Regions from separate parts of the Mus musculus genome. Here region 1 is linked to region 2. A link is a loop called in an ENCODE intact Hi-C map of the cell type or tissue named here. Cell type or tissue: left cerebral cortex. All regions are shown on one strand. Each heading gives the region's core, and the rest is flanking DNA. Links, peaks and the distances in the headings are about the cores only.

The links. Peaks named below come from ENCODE experiments on the same cell type or tissue, not always from the same donor. Only the 100,000 strongest peaks of a DNase experiment are listed, where the experiment ranks them.
Region 1: a loop joins it to region 2, with 2.0 times the contacts of the local background. A loop is called at or near these places in 2 of 42 quality-filtered maps.

The regions. Positions count from the first base shown.
Region 1 is chr12:5,353,188-5,363,583 of GRCm38, forward strand. The region is part of intron 1 of Klhl29 (kelch-like 29); the gene reads right to left. Among named protein-coding and RNA genes, the nearest start is that of Klhl29, 17 kb to the right of the region's middle. In left cerebral cortex, for the core only: a CTCF peak has its summit at 5,517 (motif pointing left); a DNase peak (open chromatin) is centred at 6,055; H3K27ac peaks cover 494 bases.
Region 2 is chr12:5,269,528-5,279,923 of GRCm38, forward strand. The region is part of intron 2 of Klhl29 (kelch-like 29); the gene reads right to left. Among named protein-coding and RNA genes, the nearest start is that of Gm51980, 7.7 kb to the right of the region's middle. RefSeq lists an enhancer at 1-41. In left cerebral cortex, for the core only: CTCF peaks have their summits at 5,364 and 5,974; DNase peaks (open chromatin) are centred at 4,031, 4,283, 5,194, 6,238 and 1 more place; H3K27ac peaks cover 2,626 bases.

The sequences.
Region 1 (10,396 bases), core at 3,082-8,081, 83 kb after region 2:
TGTAATTTTGCTATTGTTCTGAATTGTAACGTAAATATCTGTGTTTTCCAATGGTCTTAGGCAACCACTGTAAATAGGTATTTTGCAACCCACAGGTTGAGAACCACTACCCTTGAGCAAAAGGACCAGCTCTCCTTGTGTTATTTGTCCAGTTCTAGTACCGCACACAATGTTGGGCACCCAGAAGGCACTCGGATATTTGTTGAAGCTTGAAATAATGGGTTTGGGTTTCTATTGAGGGACGACATGCTGCCTTGCAGTCTGGCTTCATAGGAGATAGTTACAACACAGAGGCATTGCTGACGGCAACACATTCCTTCCGAGGAAGATTTTCAAGTGGGAGAAAAATAACCTTCCCAAACTGGCATAGAAAGCAAAGAGGAGAAGATGAGTTGTTCGTCCAACAGAGGAAATGCACATGATCAGAACATTCGAGAGCCGTCTGTGTGGGATGTGGGGAGATCCCACCCCCACCTAAAGCCATATGCCAGGGAGAAGCAGGGTAGGAGAAACTCGCTTTCTCCTCTTGAGAGAGGAGATCTTAATGTGGAGAAGGTGACAGTACCAAGTGAGCCTGGGAAAGAGGCTGGGAACGAAGCGCTTTTGATAGTACAGTCACATTCCTAGCCATCCCTTCTCTGTTGCTCCCTTCAAGGGGGTTGGCTCCCTTTATGCTGTGATTGGCGATTTTGAGTATCTACCAGGGATCAACTCTAGGAACAAGGGATGTCTGCCTGGTTTTTCTCACATTCAAGTTTGTCTGGCTGTGAGCATACATCTGGGTAAAATGAAAGTCAGCGAAGCCATCAGTAGGTTCTCTCTACTCAGATGGTTCTTTATAGTCAGTTCTTTCCACTCTCACAAAGCAGAGTTGAGAACCCCAAGCACTTACTGAAGATGTTCCCCTTTCAGCCCATCAGAGTCACCATGGCTATCTACTATAAGAGAGGCCTAAAAGCACCTATGATTCATGTCCCAGGAAATCCATTTCTAGGGCTTGTGTCTAGAGTCAGAAAGAAACTACACTGAAATGTGTACAAGACAAAACAAGAGGCCATTAACCTTCAAGGAAATATAGATCCTTAAAAACTGTTAATACCAGCTTTCCTAGATACTATGGATTGCTAGATAATATGGATAACGAAATTATCAGCATCTTTTCAGAGTCTTGAAAATGTCTAGTCATCTAACAGGCGGTGGTGGCACACAACTTTAATCCCAGCACTTGGGAGGCAGAGGCAGGCAGATCTCTGGGTTTGAGGCCAGCATGGTCTACTGAGTGAGTTCTGGGACAGCCAGGGCTACACAGAAATATCCTGTCTTGAAAAACCACAAAGAAAAAAGAGAAAAGAAAAGAAAAGAAGAGAAAAGAAAAGAAAAGAAAAGAAAAGAAAAAGAAAGCCTAGCCTTGCCAAAAGAAACTTCAGTCACAAAAGAAATATACTAAGAGCTTCCCTATTTGTCAGTAAGGAATTATTAGAGAAAAAGATGAGGTGAGGCAGACAGATCTCTCACTCTATGCAACATCTACGGATGAGGGTTTTAAAGAGCAGTGCAGAGCTCACATGAGGAAACTCACATGTTTACCGAGCATATGAAAGCAGATTCAAATAAACAGAGCAAATGGAAGAGCGCATTCCTAAAGGAGAAGACTGAATATTGTCAGTAGGATGTCAATTCCTTATAAATCAATTCATAGCTACCGTCTAATTCAGGCAGACATCATGTAACACTAACTTAACAAGCTATTTTTTAGTTTGAAAAAAAAATGACTCTAAAGTTCAACTGGTCTTCTAGTTGTGTCAGATACAGTGGCCAACAATTATTCTGGAAAATAATACTGACAGAGATAGTTGCACTACTAGACTTTAATATACAAATAAAAATTCTATAATTAAAACAATGTGGTTTAGTACTTGGTCAGACTGGAAGGAATAAATGGGCTAAAAATACATGCTCGCCTACAAGAATTTAGCGTAAGAGAGCCAGTGATTTAAATCAGTGGGGCCAACAAAAAAATTCCTTTCCTAATCAGAGCTGGAAGAATTAGCTATTAAGAAAAAGTTAAATTTCTCTTATGTCTGAGAACAAAACGAGAAGCCAGGACAAAAAGTTGAATGTGCAAAATGAATCCTCCAACAAGTAGAAGAAAATGCAAATGAGCAGATATCTAAAGCCAGGAACGGGAAGGATCCTGTAAGCATAAAAACCAAGAGAACCCGGCACACAAAGCTGATGAATAGGACCTAGCAAATAAGGCCTTCAATGCACCCGAGAAGCCATAAACGAATTGAAAAGACAAATGACAAACCCGAGAAATATTCTAGCGTTACACCAAAAGGTTAATATCCTCTTATGCATAAAGAGTTCTTATAAATCAATAGGGGGAAAAAAGGATAAATATAAATAGAAGAAAAGCAAAGGACAGGAATGTCAATAAATGCCGAGACAAACGCTGCAGCTCACTGGTAATTAAGGAAGTACAAAGTGAGACCGTGAGATACCATTACTCACCCACCTAACGGACGCCAACTTAAAAATTACAAAAGGCAGGAGTGGGGCAAAATGAGTGTTCACACTGCTTAAGGGGGTAGGGATAGGGGGTGAAAGAGCCCAGTTCTCCAGGGGCAATATGGCAATACAGATAGATCTTAATATATGCTATCTATCTCTGTTGTGGTGACTGCAATTTCCAGGGATTAATCCTAAAGAAATATTCCGGTGTCCACAGATATTTGTTCAATGCCATCTTATTGCAGTATGTTTCATAGTAAATTTGTATAGTATTAAATAACCATATGATCTGACTATCCAACAATAGGAAATTAAATAAAAATAACACATTAGCATAATGAAATGTAAGGAAATATAGCCTTCTAAGATATTTTTTTCTGAATGAGTAATGAATGACAAGGCAAAATCAATACAAGAGGTAGAAGGAAACAAGCCGGATATAAAATGATGCATAGTTCACCCTAATTCTGCCGAGGGTGAAACATAGTAGATTGTAAAATGTTTATTGTCTTTAATCTCTGAGTGGTAAGAGTATATTTGGTTTTTTTTTTTTCTGTCAAATTTTTCCATAAAGAACACTACTTTTATAATTGGAAAGTTACATAATTTTTAAAAGATCAAATCTGGGTGATTCTATTTCTAGAATTCCATCCAAACATGATATCATTTAACACTCAACCACCCCATAGCCTGGCCCTATTATTTTCATAGTAACGTGTACAACAGGGATCTTGGTGCTTAATGTGATAAGCCAAATATTGCCCTCGGAACTCAGCCTTGGATGATCTGCCCGTTACAAAAAATTTTGAACCAAAACAACATATAATATCCACCGCAATGCCACAGGAGAGGAAAACCATTTATCTATGCTAATGATAATGTGGGCTACCAGGCCCACAGCTTCTGCTAATGATACCATCTCTGCCATGAGGACCGAGCCACACTCAGCAATGGCATTTCCGTGGGCACCAGTTCTGCCAGCCTGTCGAGTTCACAGCCACAACATAGGAGGCTTCAGGGAAGGTGTACTCAGCCGAGTAGCTGCATGAGGCATGCTAGAATAGCATGATATTTGAGGGATTATTTTTAATGATGGAATGATATTTAACTTATACTGAATTTAAAAAGTAAAATGCAAAAATTCATATGTAAATATGACCCTGTTGAAAATGTAAACCAGTAGGTTGGAGGAAAATATAATGAAATATATTAATAATAGTTATCTCCAGACAATAAGTTTAATAAACATTATTACTTCAGATCTGAAATTCTAAATAGGTATCACTTTAAGTGTCAAAATATGTTCCATGCTAATTTTAAATGGTGAATATTTATTTAGTCCCACACCCCTCTTCCTCATCTCTCCCAAATGCCCTAAGGCCAAGTTCAAGGGTCACCTCTTCCTTGAAGCACTCCTTGATTTGTTCAGTCCAGGAAGTTCCAAATGAAGCTTTGGGATTAGACGGATGGTCCCACAGCTCTAAGGTATTTGCTGCCAAGCCTGACGACCTGAATTTGGTACCCAGATGGTAGGTAAAAGGAGAGACCTGACTCCTGAAAGCTGTCCCCTGGGTCCCACACATGTACCAAGGCACGCCCGTGCTCACCCAAACAGAGAATAAATATCCAAAGCAACAACAAAGTGAAGCTTCGACTGTCGCTTCAGAAACTCTCTCATGTGTCTCTTACGACAGCGTGGCTCTTGGACTGAACTCCTATCAAGATCCTACACCTCCCCTGAAGCCTCCTATGTTGTGGCTGTGAACTCGACAGGCTGGCAGAACTGGTGCCCACAGAAATGCCATTGCTGAGTGTGGCTCGGTCCTCATGGCAGAGATGGTATCATTAGCAGAAGCTGTGGGCCTGGATACTGGCTGCTGATCATAGCCTGACTGTCCAGGGTGAAGTAACGAACAAAACAAGGGATGATAAAATTCCAGGCAACACAGTAAATTAAAAAAAAACAAAACAAAACACTAAAATTACTTAACTGTTCTAACTTCTGGGCTTTAGTGATAAATACAGACTGTGATTTGAAATAATGAGGTACAGAGGGGAAATTTTTAGCATTGTTTATCAAGCTGATACCTGACAGTCACACGATGCATCTATTGTTTTCCATGTTTCCAGTTCCATAAAAGAATCAATATTAAGGTTAACTTTTTTTGAATGGGAAGGAAGAGTTAAAATAATTTATTACCTTTGCAAGGAAATGTTAGTGCCAATTAAACAGAACTGGGATATTAGTTATTCGTCAAAGAAGCACCCTACTCCTCAATACAATACACCTGGTTATCTTTCTTTTGCCAATTATATTTTCTTGTAACATTTACAATTATTTAAATTGCACTCTGGTTTCTTCCTTCCTTCCTTCCTTCCTTCCTTCCTTCCTTCCTTCCTTCCTCCCTCCCTTCCTTCCTTCCTTCCTTCCTTCCTTCCTTCCTTTCTTCCTTTCTTATGTCATGTCTCCTTATGGAAAGCATATGTTCCATGCCAATAAATTTATTTGGGCTTAATATTGACATGGGGTAGATACTTGATAAATATGTGTTAAGTAAATAGAGAAGGAACTGGAGCTGGAGATGGTAAAGGCTCACAGGACTGATAGAGTCTTTGACCAGAATCTCAAAATAGTAGAGTCAAACTCAGTGGTAAACTCACTGATGGGTTCAGCTACAGAGGAGCCCCTGGGATCTTGGGCTAGAGATAACTCACTCTTGTAAATGATTCCTTCAGATCCCAGTTTCAGGAGGACTGAGACATTTGAAAAGGAGTGAATATATATACAGAGAGCATGTCTGGCTGATAGCACTGGCTTGCACACAGCAAGACACCACGGGTAAGGGGAGACCGACCCATGACTCCCTTGTAAACAGCTCTCCAGCCCCCTTCTCTCCCTCTGAATAACACTTGCCGCACCCCAGACCTCTCTGCTTCTCTTTGAAAACAAATCTCTTTTACAGTAGTTGATGAGAAAATGCCCTCTTGTGGGCGTGACAGTGGACCACCTCCACAGTGCCACAGATTTCTGAAAAAATCTGGTCATTCAAGAGAATTCCGTCATTTGGGTTGAACATGCATTTTTTTTTTTTTAATTTTCAAATACCAACCTTTTGTTGAAGTGCAAATACATTTTTCTAGAAGCTATTAACTGATCCTCAGTTCATGTCTGCCGTGTCTAACTTAGCAAGTTCTGCTGATCAGCGTCGTCACAAAGATAATTATTCTCTTTTCTAAACTTCTGTGCAATTTGATAATGACTGGGTGACTTTTTTTCTCCTTCTAATCATCACCCAGAATCTGCCTCCTTTCTGCTCCCAGGAACCCATCACCTGAGATTGACAGGCAGCAATTGAAAATAATAAAATTATGTAAGATGAGCTTGTAATCACCTGCATTTCACAAGAAGCAAAATGCATTTTGCTCCGGTGGAGGAACAGAAAGTTTCTTCCTCATTTTAAATCTGTATCAGAGGTAAAGCCTTCTATTAAAACACAATTCTCGGGACGCTCACAGCCTCTGGCAGACTGCCAAGGAGACTATCATGGAGCTACTGCTGCAGAGAAGCAGTTTGTCAAAGGCACCAAGGATGCTCCCAAGAAAGAGGATGCAGCCTCCTTATTACATAGGGAGGGTTTTGCCTATACCTACCCCAGCTCTGTTGGCCAGTCCCACGCTCCTGCACATGGACAGACAGACAGGCAGGCAGGCAGACAGGCAGGCAAACACACTCACAGAGCGGGGTAATCCTTTTTATGATCTGCCACAGGAAAGAAAACATTGAGACAATTCTTCCCTCTTTCACTATCTTTTACACACACACTCACACACAGAGAGCCATCTTTTTTTACAAGAAGCCACAGGAAGGAAAACATTGAGACAATTCTTCCCTTCCACCATCTTTTACATACATGCATACACACAAACACAGGTACACGTGCACACACACACACATACACACACACACACACACACACACACATACACACACACACAAAGAAGGGGTTTCTTCCTCCCTCTTTTTACTTCCCCACCCCCTTTTACTGTATTGCTATTTTCATTATGATTATTAAATTGCAGCCTCTGCAATCCAACACTTGGTTAACTGCAACCTTTTTGCTGGATAGTATTTACAGGTTGCTGTGACCACCTCGGGGTCCAGTTATTTGACAACAGTGCCATGGTTGTGAGGGCAAGGTGCCTCAGCTTTGAAGCTTTCTTAGCTACTGTTAAGACAGTCTACAAACCCGAATCTTATTAAGAGCCCTAAAATGGAAAAAAATCTGGAGAATTAATTTTTAAGAGGAGTCTATGATAGCTGTGATGAACATATTTTTTTGTAGTAGATTATATGAAGCTGATTGGTTCCCCCCTTAAAAAAAAACTGGCTGTTTAAAATTTTCTCCTATCCTATGAGCTGGTATTTCCCTGTTTCTGTTAGTGTTAATATGGGCACAGCCATTTATTGTTCTTTCTAGGGACAAAGAAGTGGCAATATTATCCTTACTCTTACAGCAACATTTCATGCCTGGGTTGGGTAAATTTTCCTTCCAGTAAAAAAAAAAAAAAAAAAAAAAATGAGGACTATCTTCTCTCTCTCTCTCTCTCTCTCTCTCTCTCTCTCTCCCTCTCTCTCTTTCAAGACAGGGTTTCTCTGTGTAGTCCTGGAATAACTGGAAGTTTTTTTAAATTAGGGAGAGAATTGGTATTGGCATTATATTGTATTTTCAGGTGCTCTTTTTTTTTTGTATGTATATACTTCAGTTTCATCATAGTATACAGGTAATTATGTTTCTGATTTCTTTTAATTAACCAAGTTTCCATCATAATTAAACACTACTCTTTCAGCCAAACATATGATAAAGTCTCGTTAGAAGCTTCATTCTCAATTTTCAAAGAAGCGCTTTCTGTTTTTCCTAGGGCTCCTAGAGAAAAAAAAAAATCCATGCTAGTTTTTAAAACCTCACCTCCGTACCCAAATTCCTGAAAAAGAACAAGTTCTTCCCATGATAAGCCAGACTTTATGGTCCATGATCAGGCAGAACGGTGTACTGGTGGGTGCTAGGGAGACAGGACTCAAATGAGAGCCTGGACGGGATCATGGACAGTCAAACACAGGCTGGATTCCCAATCTGAGGTTCGCTTACTGAAAGTCTCTTAGCCAGCCGGTGGGAAAATGGACCAATGATTATCTTTCCTGGGTCTGATTCAGATACAGAGTCATTTCACACCCTGCTGAAGGGATCCCTTATCAAGTCGCACGGTTTACGAAACAACAGCTAACGTGGTCAGAGAGGAAGTTCTACTGGGTTTGCTCTTTTTCTATCCAGGGCAGCTGGAAGCACAGCAGAGGAACTCAGGAGACGATGCCTGGCTGTTCCTGGCTCTTGTGTGTGCTAGCTTGTTGGGACTAGTTCTGGCTCTACCTAGCCCATCTTAGAGTGATGGCCTTTTCTATGCCTCATGTGTCTAAACTGCAATCCATGAGCATTGGCCTAGATCTTTCGAGAAAAACAACAAAGGAATATACACAAAAGATGAGGCCACCATTTTATCAGAGGGGCATAAGGCAGTCCAGCCAGCTTCCAGCAGGGGAAGCAGCCACCTGTACCAGAGTCCCTACCAGTCTAGAAGGGTGAGCAGGATTCGAACAGGCAAACAGGGTAGCGGATCAAGGGGAGTGCAGGGGAGGTGGGACTGAGTTGCTTTAGTGAGCTAGCCAAAGGCCCTTGTTCAACAATGACCATTCTGAGCCTCCAGCTTCTCCAGGACAGCAAATCTCTTAAAAAAGTGGGTGTTTTTCTCTGCCATGGGTCTCCGTGTCCAGGCCTTGGCTTGCAGATCTGGGCTCTGTGCTTTATTCCCAGACTAAAGGCATCGACATAGCTAAGGAATGTTATCAACCAGTCCTGAGGATTCAAGCCATGGAACAAGATGCTGAGCTGGGGACTGGCTACCCAACCCCTCTGCCTGGAGGACATGGTGTCTGTCTGACTAGTTCTGTGGGTAACTGTCAGAATTATCTAGGGATAAATGGGTATATCAAGCTATTACAGCTCAGGGACATGAACATGTGAGGCTACCCACCAAGTCCTTATCGCCAGTGTGGTCACCAAGTAGCCTCCTGAGTGTGCTTTAGCTTCCTGCCGGGGTGATGTCTGCTCAGCAGCAACACAAGTGTCTAGCCCTCTGGTTGCTAGAGAGAAACAGCAACAACATGCCTTCAGCTCTGACTTTGTAGGAAGTCCAATAAGTCAAGTAAGAAAGTGTTTGGGCCAGGAAGAAAGATTGATTGGAAAAGTCACAAGAGAACTTGTGGAGTGGTGAGAATCTTTCATTGTGTTGAATGATGATCATGTAGGCATTTGTAATTATTGAAACTGGTATAATGAACATCCAGATCTATGAATTTCATTATATTGCCTCAACTGTTACAAAATAAATCAAACGAATACATGTCCAGTTGGAATTGGGGTGGGCTATACATATAAAAGTTGCCGAATTCTTGACCTTATGAATTCTGAAAATAATGCAATTAAAGAATTAATTTGGGAGTGGGCTGGGGAGATAGTTCAGTGGTTAAAAGCACTGGCTGCTCTTCAAGAGGACCTGGGATTGATTTCCAGCCAAGTTCATAACTGTATGTACACTCCAGTCTCAGAGGGACAAAGACCCTCTTCTGGCCTCCTTTAGCACTGCATGGAGGTGGTACACAGACATACAGACAAATACACATAAAATAAAATTTAAAAATTAAAATAGACTCATTTGGAAATATTTAGAAATCTGTTTCATCACAATAAAAATAACCTAGCCTTCTAGTTTTCTCAGTGTACAGTTCTGTGACCTTCTGTATATTCTCTTTGCTGGGTAAGGGTCACTACCAGCAGAACATTCATTTTTCCAAATGGAAAGTGTAAATCCATCAAACAGTAGCTTCCTGACTGCCATCGTTCTGTCTTTCTTCCTGTGAATACGGCTAATTTACGTACCTCACACAAGTACCCACACACAGCATTTGTCCTTTGGTGACTGATGCATTCCACCTACCACAATGCCCCTACATTTCACGCATGTGAGAGGATTCTCTTCCTTCTCAAGGATTCCTATTCCTCTCTTTGATGGTACTGCATCCTGGATGTTATTCCTTATTTTGCAGGTGCTATGGCCTGGATACTACTCCTTATGCAGGTACTGCATCCTGGATGCTATTCGTCTCTATGCAGGTACATCCTAGATGCTATTCCTCTCTATGCTGGTACAGCATCTACTGCTGGACAAGTCTATTGCTACCTTTGGACATCATGACTACTTCTGCTGCTATGAGGCACACTGGTGTAGAGGACCACTGTCCAGGTTCAGCTTTCACTTCTTTGTGGCACATGCTCAGAAGTGGAAATGTTATATCACGTGGTAATTCTCTGTTTAGCTTTTGAGAGGAGCCACTGTGTTTTGCACAGTGCCTGCCCCATTATGCTTCTGCACCAGCAGTGCGCGAGGCTGGCAGCTTCTCTACATCCTTCCTTACACCTGTTCTGGTTTTGTTTGTTTGATAACAGTTATCCTAATGTGCACCCAGTGACATCTCACTGTTTCTGACATGAATGTCCCTCCTCACTGCAATGTTGAGTATATTCTGTATGCCTAGCACACACTGACCAGTCTTCTCTGGAGGAGTGTGCTCAAATCCTTACCTCATCCTTTAATCATATTGTGGAGCTGGAAAACGGTTCATTGTTACCAGGAAGTCAGAGGATAGAATCCTCCCTCCTATCCCATGCTCAGTCTCTAGATGATAATTTTCTGTCCCTATTCCTTCTTACCCTGTTCTTGATCCCATGGGTCACATCTAGCACAGAAACAAGCACCAGGTGGTAAACTG
Region 2 (10,396 bases), core at 3,345-8,344:
ACAGGAAGCAATTTGAGCTCATCAAGATGGTCACAGCAAGCCCAAGACGGGAGATGCTCTGTAGCAGACAAGCAAGCAGATGCCAGTCCCACTTCTGTACTCAGGGAAAAAGCAGCATAATCACGATTTATCAAAACATTCAAATCTCGGGAGGCATGTCAGAGTGCAGCCTCGTGCAGTGGTCAGAGTGCAGCCTCGTGCAACGAACTCAGAAAGGCTGTTTAACGCCATGTGCGTGATTTGAGATCTGGATTTTCACCCCCTACATCCAAATTGATTGAAAGAGATATGGGGTTGGAGAAATTAGGTTTTTAAAAATTATGCTTCCAAACATGTAAGTGTCCAGTTTTTTAAAAGCAAAAAATAAACCTAGACAACAATTCCCGAAATACCGAATAGGTTCTTAAATCAAAAAAAAAGTATGTTAAAGGGACTTCCGAGTCACAGCTGTTGTCTAAAACATCAACATTATGTCATCACTGTTAGATATTTCTTCAACTTTCACGGGGGCAGGGGATAGGGAGGGGGAAGATGATGGGTGATAATTAGTGATCTCTAAGCAGTGAGGACATGGTTTTCCTGATGCTGATTGCAGCTGTCAGAAACACAAAGCTAGGACTTAATAAAATGCAACCAGGTGGAAGTGTAAATGCACAAAGCACAATGCATCGCGTGCACTGAGATAAGCAGAAACCACAGTAGCAAAATGTTCTCCGTGCCTCGCAATGCTTAACCCGTAGCTTCGTCCTCTCCACCCTTTCTTCTGACCAGTTAAGAGTTCTTCACATTCTTCCTAGACTTCAGACGTCTGCTGCTTACCTCGCTTCTCCCTCTTCCCTAAAGACATCCCAGGCACCTGCCTCTGGGCATTCTTGTCTACCACGAATGTATCCCACTGTGTCCTTCCTTGCGGGTGCACTGTCTAAGTACCATCTCCTTCTTTTCTGCTTCCCTGGCCATGCTGTGAAATGCTACAAAGAGAGATTCTCAACCGCTGTTAACTCTTTGGTGGAAAGCTCACACTCTGCTGACTGTTGAAGGGGGCAGCAACAAGAATTTGCAGGTACAAGAGCATCACATAGAGCAAGACTCTTACAGTGCTGAGCCCAGAATAAACACACTCAACAATCCAGTAGGCTACTTCCCTAACGAAAGCCAAGGTGCCCTACTCATGTGTTCTCCGAACCTTGATAAGTCATCTAGAAGCAGCACATGGGGAAAGATGTGTCACAACCACAGCAAGGTTGCTCCACTGCACTTGTACCCTTACCTCCTAGGAAATGGCCCAGAGCCACCTTTGGCTTTAATGACCTTAGGGACATACATGTTCTGCTCCAAGTCCCTGCTGCCTGAAGATCTATCTCGCTGGATATGGATAGGGTACATTTGTAACCCCAGCGTCTGGGAGGCTGAACATGAAGCAGGGGATTTCCATAAGACTGAAACCTGCATGGCCTACATAGTGAGACCATGTTCAATTCTAAGAAGGTGTGTGTGTGTGTGTGTGTGTATGTGTGTGTGTGATTCTCTGTGTGTAAACCCATGTAAGAGTATAGACACATATATTACACAGAACATGTGTGTTCAGAAGACACCTCAGGTGCCCTTCCTTGGCGTCTACCTTGCTTGACACAGACTCTTGTTTTGTTGCTGCATAGAAGCAGGGCAGCTGAACTGCGTGCTTCTAAAGGTTCTCACATCTCTGCCTCCTGTCTCCTTGTAGGAGTTCTGGGACTGTAGACACATGCTACTGTTCTCAGCTTTATGTGGGTTCTGGGGATTAGATCACGACAGCCCCTCATGCTTGCAGAGTAAGATCTTTACCCACTGAACCATTTTCTGAGCCCAGAAAAGGAGTTGGATTTCTCAGACTGGATAATTTTGATTACCCCAGAGCCCAGGGCATATCACCAGACCTTCCAGCTACAACTGTCTGACAACCGTGGAGGAAGAAAATCACCACCAAGACTGGAAGTCCCACTTTACACCAGAAGAGACAGGCCCGTGAGTGGGATCCTTGCTAAAATGACTCCAGTTTGCAAATTCTTCATGAGTGGTGGTCATGGGCCCTATAAATCCCCCCAGTCACCCCAAGAAAGGGAACAGTGGGAGGGAGCAACATCAATATCACAGCCTAGCTAGCTGCAAGAGATCCTGCCACCCCGTGTTTGAGCAAATGCCAAGCAGGCAGCAACCAAATGGTAAGTTGGTAGTCAAGTACAACTTCATTCAGCACACACACCACAAAATACACAGATATTAAATCCTTGCAAACTGCTTTCCTTGGGCAGCCACAGTAGAGGAAACTTCATGCAGCAGGAGAGAAGAGTTTTTGAGAAAACCTGGCATGACCTCCTCTAAGCCTGATGCGACGGCTGGATGGCAGGGACCTGTGCATACTTGGTCCATTCAGTATGATTTTTCAGGGAATTTCTCTGAGGGCTCTGTGTGCTGTGTCACTTTAAACAGTAGAAAACGACAATCAGAAAGATTTTATGTCTATAGTCTTCATCCTCACTAAGGTCCTGCCTTGTGTCTTCCAGGGTAATTGTGCCTAATACAGTAGTCACAAGCCAATGTCCCTGTTGTGAACCACAGCCAGAGCTTTTGGTAGCATTTAGCAGCAAGGTATAGAACAGCTCAATAACCGCTGAAGGTTCTGGGCTGTGGAGGGAAATGTTCCAGAATGTTCCTGATTTGTTTTTCTAGATTTGCCTAAAGCATGTAGAAATCGAGGTGTTGGCTATAGAGGGTCAAGGTCTCTTTTCAGTTTTCTCCCCAACTTCATAGCCATTTGGGCTTCTCTCTGCTCTACAGGCCTTAGATAAAGATAGAGGTAGACAGAGACAGACAAACAGATCTCTCTCTCTCTCTCTCTCTCTCTCTCTCTCTCTCTCTCTCTCACACACACACACACACACACACACACACAGAGAGAGAGAAACTTCAAAGCCCAGTGACACACTTCCTCCAACAATGCCACATCTACTTGAACAAGGCAACTCCTGCTAATAGTGATCCTTTCTAATAGTGCCACTCCCCGATGACGAAGCATTCAAATGGATGACCTATGGGGCCCTTCCTTACTCTGTACTGGAATTCTCAATGACGATTTTTACATCCAGAACAACAACAAGCCCATTCCACTTCATAGTTGAGACTGAGAATTCATAAGATCGGTCATACGTACATTTACTTGACTACAACCATCTCACTATGCACAAGTATATCAAAAGGTTTTGTATACTTTAAATTTGGGGAGAAATCTTCAGATACTAGTCTGCAATCTTGAGTTGTCGTCCCATTCCCCCCCCCCCCCCCCCGCTTTAGGGTCCAATTTGTCCCCAGTACTATTCAGCCAGAGTTCTATAATTGAGAATCTTTACAGTAGTCTAAGCTCTCACCTTTTACCACTCTGCATACCAGCTCAGGTGGGCCTCACATCTGGACACATGTCAGCCTTGGCCTAGCCACTCTTTTGGGATAGCTTATATTTTTTCCCCTTTCTCATGGGGCTTCAAGGTTTAAATCTGTAGGACCCAGTGGCAGACACTCTGGGTTACAGTGACCTTCCCAGACACCCCAGACTCTGCGCCAGCCCCTCTTCTACGTGTGTGCAGTAACTGTAATTCCTTGCAGAGTAAGTTCCCTCCATATTCTGTAAACTGGGTCCACAGGCTAACCCTGTCTGGGGAGGTACCTCCTATAAGTCTGTACACCCAAGTGCTTTCAGGTCTACTCAAGCCCATGTGCACGGCCCAAGGGACAGGCAACTACTCTGTCCTAAGAAACCCTGGATCCCTGATCTGGCCCTGCAGGGGAGCTTTTGCACCAAGTATGGGAAGGAGGAACAGTAGACCAAAGGACAGTGTGCTGGAGAGGCAAAACATGATCAGACTGCCAGACAGAAAAAGGAGTGACTCTCCTTCATCCTGTGTCCAAGTGATCACAGCTGCCAAGAAAGAAATCAACTCAGCCAAGATTCCAGGCCTGACGGGATCCAGGGTTTCCTACCAGGAGAAACAGCACGGGGGAGGAGCGACTATGACTAGGCACTAAGTTGTTAGAAAGGGCCTACAGGTTATTTTTCCCCCTCTACCATATGAGACACTTGTGATTCTGGTATGGTTACAGAATAAATATAAATGTGACTCCCTGTTCCCAGTTTATAGGGCTGACTTCATGTGTTTCCAACAGGGGTATGGTATTTCTGACAGTCAACAATTTTCCTTGAAGCTGGAGTGTTGGGAGGGCCTAAGTCCCATCTGCCTCGCTCTCTGATTGGTTTGTCAGGCTTGGTGGGTATTAGAGACACACTTCTAAGAATATAACAGTGCATGGAGTGGGTGCAGGAACATCAGCCCACTTGCCTGTGTTCAAATAGCCATCTCTACCCAGAAGTGCCAGGGAAACTAGGCAAGAAGGAAAGATACTAGGGAAAGAAAGACACAGCACTGAGAGCTCTCTAGCCTTGTTCTGGACTCCCTATTATAGCAAAGTCCCTCCTTCAGTTTTCAAGGCACTCCAAAGCCCAAATCTTAATGGACGTTGGGAGGTGGATTTGTTGCCATATTTTGGGAAGGGGGTGGTGCACGGGTAGAGGGCTGGGGACTTTCTTTGTACCTATTTCCAAATTCAAGAGGACTTGCAAAGAACAGAGGAGGGAAACTGGTAATTTCAGCAATCCAGTGATGTTCTGGGTCTTAAATTCAGAGGTAGGACGGGATCATGTCTGTGCATATCATTGTTATTTTAGAAAAATGCATCTAAATGTTACACATGTTATTTCAAATACATCTTGTCTTGCAAAAATTGTCTGTGGTATGCAGGGGAGCAAAAATCCCAATGTTAAGATTGTTCTTACTTAGCTATACAGCTATACAGCTTAGCATATATTGACACCCTCTTGGCAATGAGTGTGCCCCTCCTATGCCCCAAGGCCTAGCAGGCACCGTGAAGGCATCCAGGTGGACAGAGCACTCACCCGAGTCCACACCATAGGTGACTGGCTGCAGTCAGGCACAGGAAACAGGCAGCGGCTCCAGGATTTGGTTTATAAGTAAGAACAAGCTTTGGGGGAAGAACAGCTGGTGTTGAGTCTGGTGCTAGGATTAGTCTGCAACGCTAATCACAAGAAGTGGAAAAAATTAGGAGGTCCTGCCTGCCAAGGAGGTTTTCAAACACATGCGAGTGAGGCAGGCATGGTGGGATTAGATTCTCTCAGCGCCAATGAAGTAGGTGTCCGCGAGTCACAGCCTGCTTCTGAGCTGCATACCCCAGAGCTCTGGTTACCATACAGTAGAAAAAAGGGCTACCACCTGGCTGAGGGTGTGAGGCCAGCAGAGGGGGTGTGCAGCGTGAGCTAGATTTCCAGCGCCTTTCTCTGATGCCCTGGGGGAAGCTGAAACCAATGGAGAACAGGAGAAAGAAAAGTCCACAGACACAGGAGAAGAGGCTGCTACCTAGGGCAGAGGATGGAGAGCGCTGGACAGCTTTACATGAGACGCCATTCAGGATGCTCACTAAAGCAAAGTGGGAAAATGCAGTAGACGGCAGAAGGCAAAGCCAGACTTCAGCAGCAGCACTGTCACTGCTGGACCAGTGAGTGACAGCAGTGGCCAGGACTCTGCTCAGTAAGAGCAAAGCAAAGCGTGGCTGGGGATTCCTATGATCTCCTGTGACCACCCTTAAAGGACAACTTCCAGTTTCCTTTAAAAATGAGTTTCCAACAGTGGCCCAGTAGCCTAGTGGACTGTGACAAGTCACGAGCATCTGAGGTTAGGGACTGTGGGGAAAGAGGCCAGAACCCCAGGGGATGAAACAGACACTCTGTCTTTCCTAGATGGGCCAACAGGAGACAGACACAAAAGACTCCCCGCTGTCAAAATCAAAGTGGTGACATGTCTTCAGATACTAGTATGTAGATGGAGCCGAGGGCATCTAGAGTGATAAGCCCTTCTCCAGCTCCTGAGTGACCACTAGGTGCTACTCACTGTATTACCGCATGACCAGGATACCACCAGGGTCACTCTATCACTAGGCTACAGTGAGGGGTCATCCACACCACTGTCAAGCCTTAAGGAAGAATAAGCCCTGTTCTCTAGAGAGAGAGCGCAGTAGTTCCCCCCCCCCCCCACTCCCTGCAAGATCTCTTCAGTCCTGTCTCTTGGAAAAGTGCCCAAAGGGTATTCATGAGAAGTCATGTGCTTCTCAGCAGCTTGAGTTGGTGTGCTTAGATTTGAAAGGGATGCTTGGCTGGGATGGGCCTGCTGCCACACAGCTTCTCCTTAGGGTCACAAGAAGGCGTTCTCTCGGAGGAACAGCTGGAACAGATGTTCCTAACACCCTTTCCCGCGTAGCCCAGCTCCCCCAAACCCTCATTTTGGTGTTGCTATTTGCTTCTACAAAATGTGGAGCTTTTCAAAAAGACGTTCAATTTCCTTTGTTGCTATTCAGTTGCCATAGTCAATTAAAATCTATCAATGCCCCTGAATAAATTTGTGCTAGGTGAAGAAAGAGGCTCGGCATAATCTCTCGACATGATCTCTATTACCTTATGTTACTTTAATAGCTAGAGTAATAGTTTGTTATTAATGGAATTAAGCAATTTAGCTCAAGCTTCCCAGAGGTCTTTTAAGACAACTATTATAATTTGTATTCTCAGATTTTCCATTGAGTAGACGCCATGTGTTTTACATTACTTGCTAATGTTTCGAGAGATAGCAGTAGTATATTTAATATCTGGCTTTGTTTAATGATTCTAACTCTCCTTCAATGTAGGTAAGTGCTGCTGGAATTCTGAGCAGTTGAAAAGTCTACATTGTACAAAAAATTATCTTGAATATTATTCAGTCCAATTTTAATTTGTACCTCCACTTTGCCATCTATCTGTCCTTAAGATTTGATCCAAAACTCTGTGTGTGTGTACTTCTTTCTCAGTTTTCTCAACAGAAAACAATCTCCAGTCCTTAGCAAGAAGGCCGGAAGACAAAGCACTTGCTTCTAGTGCCACACAGACACATACATGTGCACACACACACACACCCGCTTGTATCCACCGCTCACGCTAATTTAGCATATTTGAATAGAGTCGTATTTAAGCAAGGATTTCAAAAATGTTTTTTGATGGTTGCAAAACCTGTTTTTAGAAGAAATAAATGTATTCACTGCATTATGAACAGCTTGAGAAAACAAGATCTTACAATGTACACCATCTCTGTATTTAAATAGTTTCATTTCTATTCATGAGCTCCTTGATTAGATACATGGAAAATATCATCAGTAAAATATGAATAATTCTGACAAATTAATAGCCGATTTTTTAAAAATGAAAATATGTGTAAGCCCCTCATTCTCATTAGATGAAGCTGCCATCGGGGTATATGAAAATTGTGGTCTGCCAAGCCATGCTACACCAGGAGGCAGAGAGAGCAAAACCCCTGGCCTGGGGCCTCCTGGGAGCTTTGCTGGCAGTAAAGAGGTAGTGCTGCTAGTGGGACCAGGCTGGGACAAACTCAGCTCCACACTTGTGCAGCACTTCCTGCCATTATGGGGGGCGGGGGAGGCAGGACAAGATGACTGAGCTATGAGATGCGGAAGCAGAAAGGAACCTTGGAGAGCGGCTTGTCGAATGGCCCATTATGCCTTGGACTCTTTCCACCACGGTGGAGGAAAGAGAGGTGGAAGGAACTTGCTCTTCAAGGTTACACAATAACCCGAAAGAGGCGGGGCTTGCATGCCAGTTTGTGTGCTCAGAATCTAAGGCTATTTCTACAGACTGCAAAAGTCCCATCAGGTGTAGAAGTGCCTGCATCTTGCCAGTAGCTGTGATGACCCAACAGGATAGGCATGTTGACAAAAAGACCGGTGCCTTTGAGGAGAGGAAGAGGGCTGCAGCCCGGAAACTTCTCAGTGCCGAAAAAGGAACACTCATTTCAAATCAAAGACTGCTGTGCACTTGGCTTTAGCTCCCACTTTGTGAACTTGAACATGTCAGCTAATATTTTTCAACTCCTTTTGAGTCATCTGTGAGAATGGCCCAACTTGACCGAGTTAACACAAGACACTCAAAAGGTTATTCCCAACATTCAGAGAGCAGAGACAGGTGGATCTCTGAGTTTAAGGGTAGCCTGCTCTACACAGTGAGTTCTAGGCCAGACAGAACTACTCAGTGAAACCCTGCCATAAACAAACAAAACAAAACAAAACAAAACAAAACAACAAAACAAAACACAGCACACCAGTGAAGGTGATACAGAGTTCTTTGGGCTTCACCACAGAGAACTCATTCACACCAGTTCTCATTAAAGGACGTAGTACAGTACAAAGTCATGGAAAGACCATAGAGAGTTTGGCAGAAGGGTTTGCTCCTCCTGCTCAACACACCTCTTCCTTTGGGACATCAGTTGCCCTGCCAGTCAGCCTTTGAGTTGCAAATGCACTATTCCCAAAACTCTGGGCTATCTCTTAGAGTCTTGTATAAGCATTTCCACAGAGAGCTTCAGCAGACCTCTCTGTTCCTCTTAGCTCCCTGTTCCCATTCCAGAAATCCCATTGCTACAGCTCATTTCTTAAACCCAGGACTATCTTGTGCTGCCAGGAACTGAGGGGAATCCTTTAACTCAGATATCAGGCCCAGTCCGCTGAGACCATTAGGACGCCAACAGCTGGTACTGGGTGGCTGCAGCTGCTTTGGCGTGGGGTGGGGTGGGGTGGGCAAGGCTGGTGGCCCTAGTTGTATGTAATGGAGGAGGCTATGAAAAGTTTCTTTTCTCTTCTATACCTAGAAGTGTGGCCAGTGGAGCAAAGGGAGGGAACGGCCTATCCAATGAGGGTGGCAGAAGCAAAGTTCTGAGCAGAGAAAACAGTAAATGACAGACATGGTGTTGAGGAGAACCCGATCCTCTGGTGTGTTCTCAGCACACGAGAAACAAGTGTATTTGCCTTGTCTTACAGGCAATAAGGGAATCTAATCGCATGGCGGGGCCAGTGAGTGGGATGAGCAGGTAGAGGCTGGGGATCTCAGTGGTTACTTGGGCTAGAATTGGCAAGGGCCTGTGGAGAAAGTCAAGAGCAGCAGGGAGTGGAGAGGAAGGAGCTATAAGGCACAGGTAGGAGTTGGATAGCCAAGAGACTGCGAGTGGCACAGAGATGCAGGGAGGGGAAGCTGGACTATGCCTCGGTGATCCAGGTCTGAGGAGGTGATGCTGCCCTTCCTAGGAGGGGGCTTTGGGACAGAGGTGAGTCCAGGCAAGTCTACGGCACCGAAAGGGCACTTTGGTGTGTGTGTGTGGGGGGGGGGGTGGACATGCGGGGCAGGCACTTAGGGACGGGTTTGGGAGTTGCCAGTTTATAGGTGTGGGACAGGAGATCAATAGTACTTGAAGGCTGGAAGAGAGTGATAAGAAATCCAGACCTGCAGGGATAAAAGAGGCCACCTGAGCCTAAGAGGATTAGGGACTGATGGCTTGCACTGGAGAAGCCTCACACCTGTACAAGCTACCACTCTGAGACTCTGGGGTTTGAAAACTTAGTGCACTGAAATCCCCAGCCCAGTCACTCACCAAGGCTCTTCGGGACCCCTGTACTTCTTTCTTGGGGGGCTTTTTTCCAAGTAGGAGACAAATGGCTAGAGAAACTTGTTCTGGGTCACCATGCAGCACCAAAGTCCCTATTGTTAGGGTACTGTGACAGTGTGATTTGGTGAGCTGGGGCCAAGGTATGCCATTATGATCACACCACACAACAGATCTCATGCAAGAGTTTTATTACGGGGAGTGGGGATGACCAAAAGGTCATCTCAGAGTAGAAGCACGAGAGAGAGAGAGAGAGAGAGAGAGAGAGAGAGAGAGAGAGAGAGAGAGGGAGAGGGAGAGGGAGAGGGAGAGGGAGAGGGAGAGGGAGAGGGAGAGGGAGAGGGAGAGGGAGAGGGAGAGGGAGAGGGAGAGGGAGAGGGAGAGGGAGAGGGAGAGGGAGAGGGAGAGGGAGAGGGAGAGGGAGAGGGAGAGGGAGAGGGAGAGGGAGAGGGAGAGGGAGAGGGAGAGGGAGACAGAGAGAGACAGAGAGACAGAGTGAGAGAGAGCAAGAGAATGAGGGAGTAAAAAAGTGGGTCCTGATGGGGTTGTGCTTTGAAAAGGTACATGTGTCTGTGGCTGGTGCTGACCTGGCTGCGGCCACTGAGCTGCAGAGGGCAGGCTAGGGGAATGCCTGGTTTCTAATACCTGTAGGAAACCAGTGCACCTCCTGAACCCTCAGGTTCTAGAAAACACAGCTCAGGAGATGCTATTACCCATGCAGCCTCCTGTCACAGGGCTTGGGGCATCTGTGCAGCGAGGGACCATGTGAAAGGAGCAGGGAAAACATTCTGTGCCACTAGGGATCCTCTGCCATACAGGGG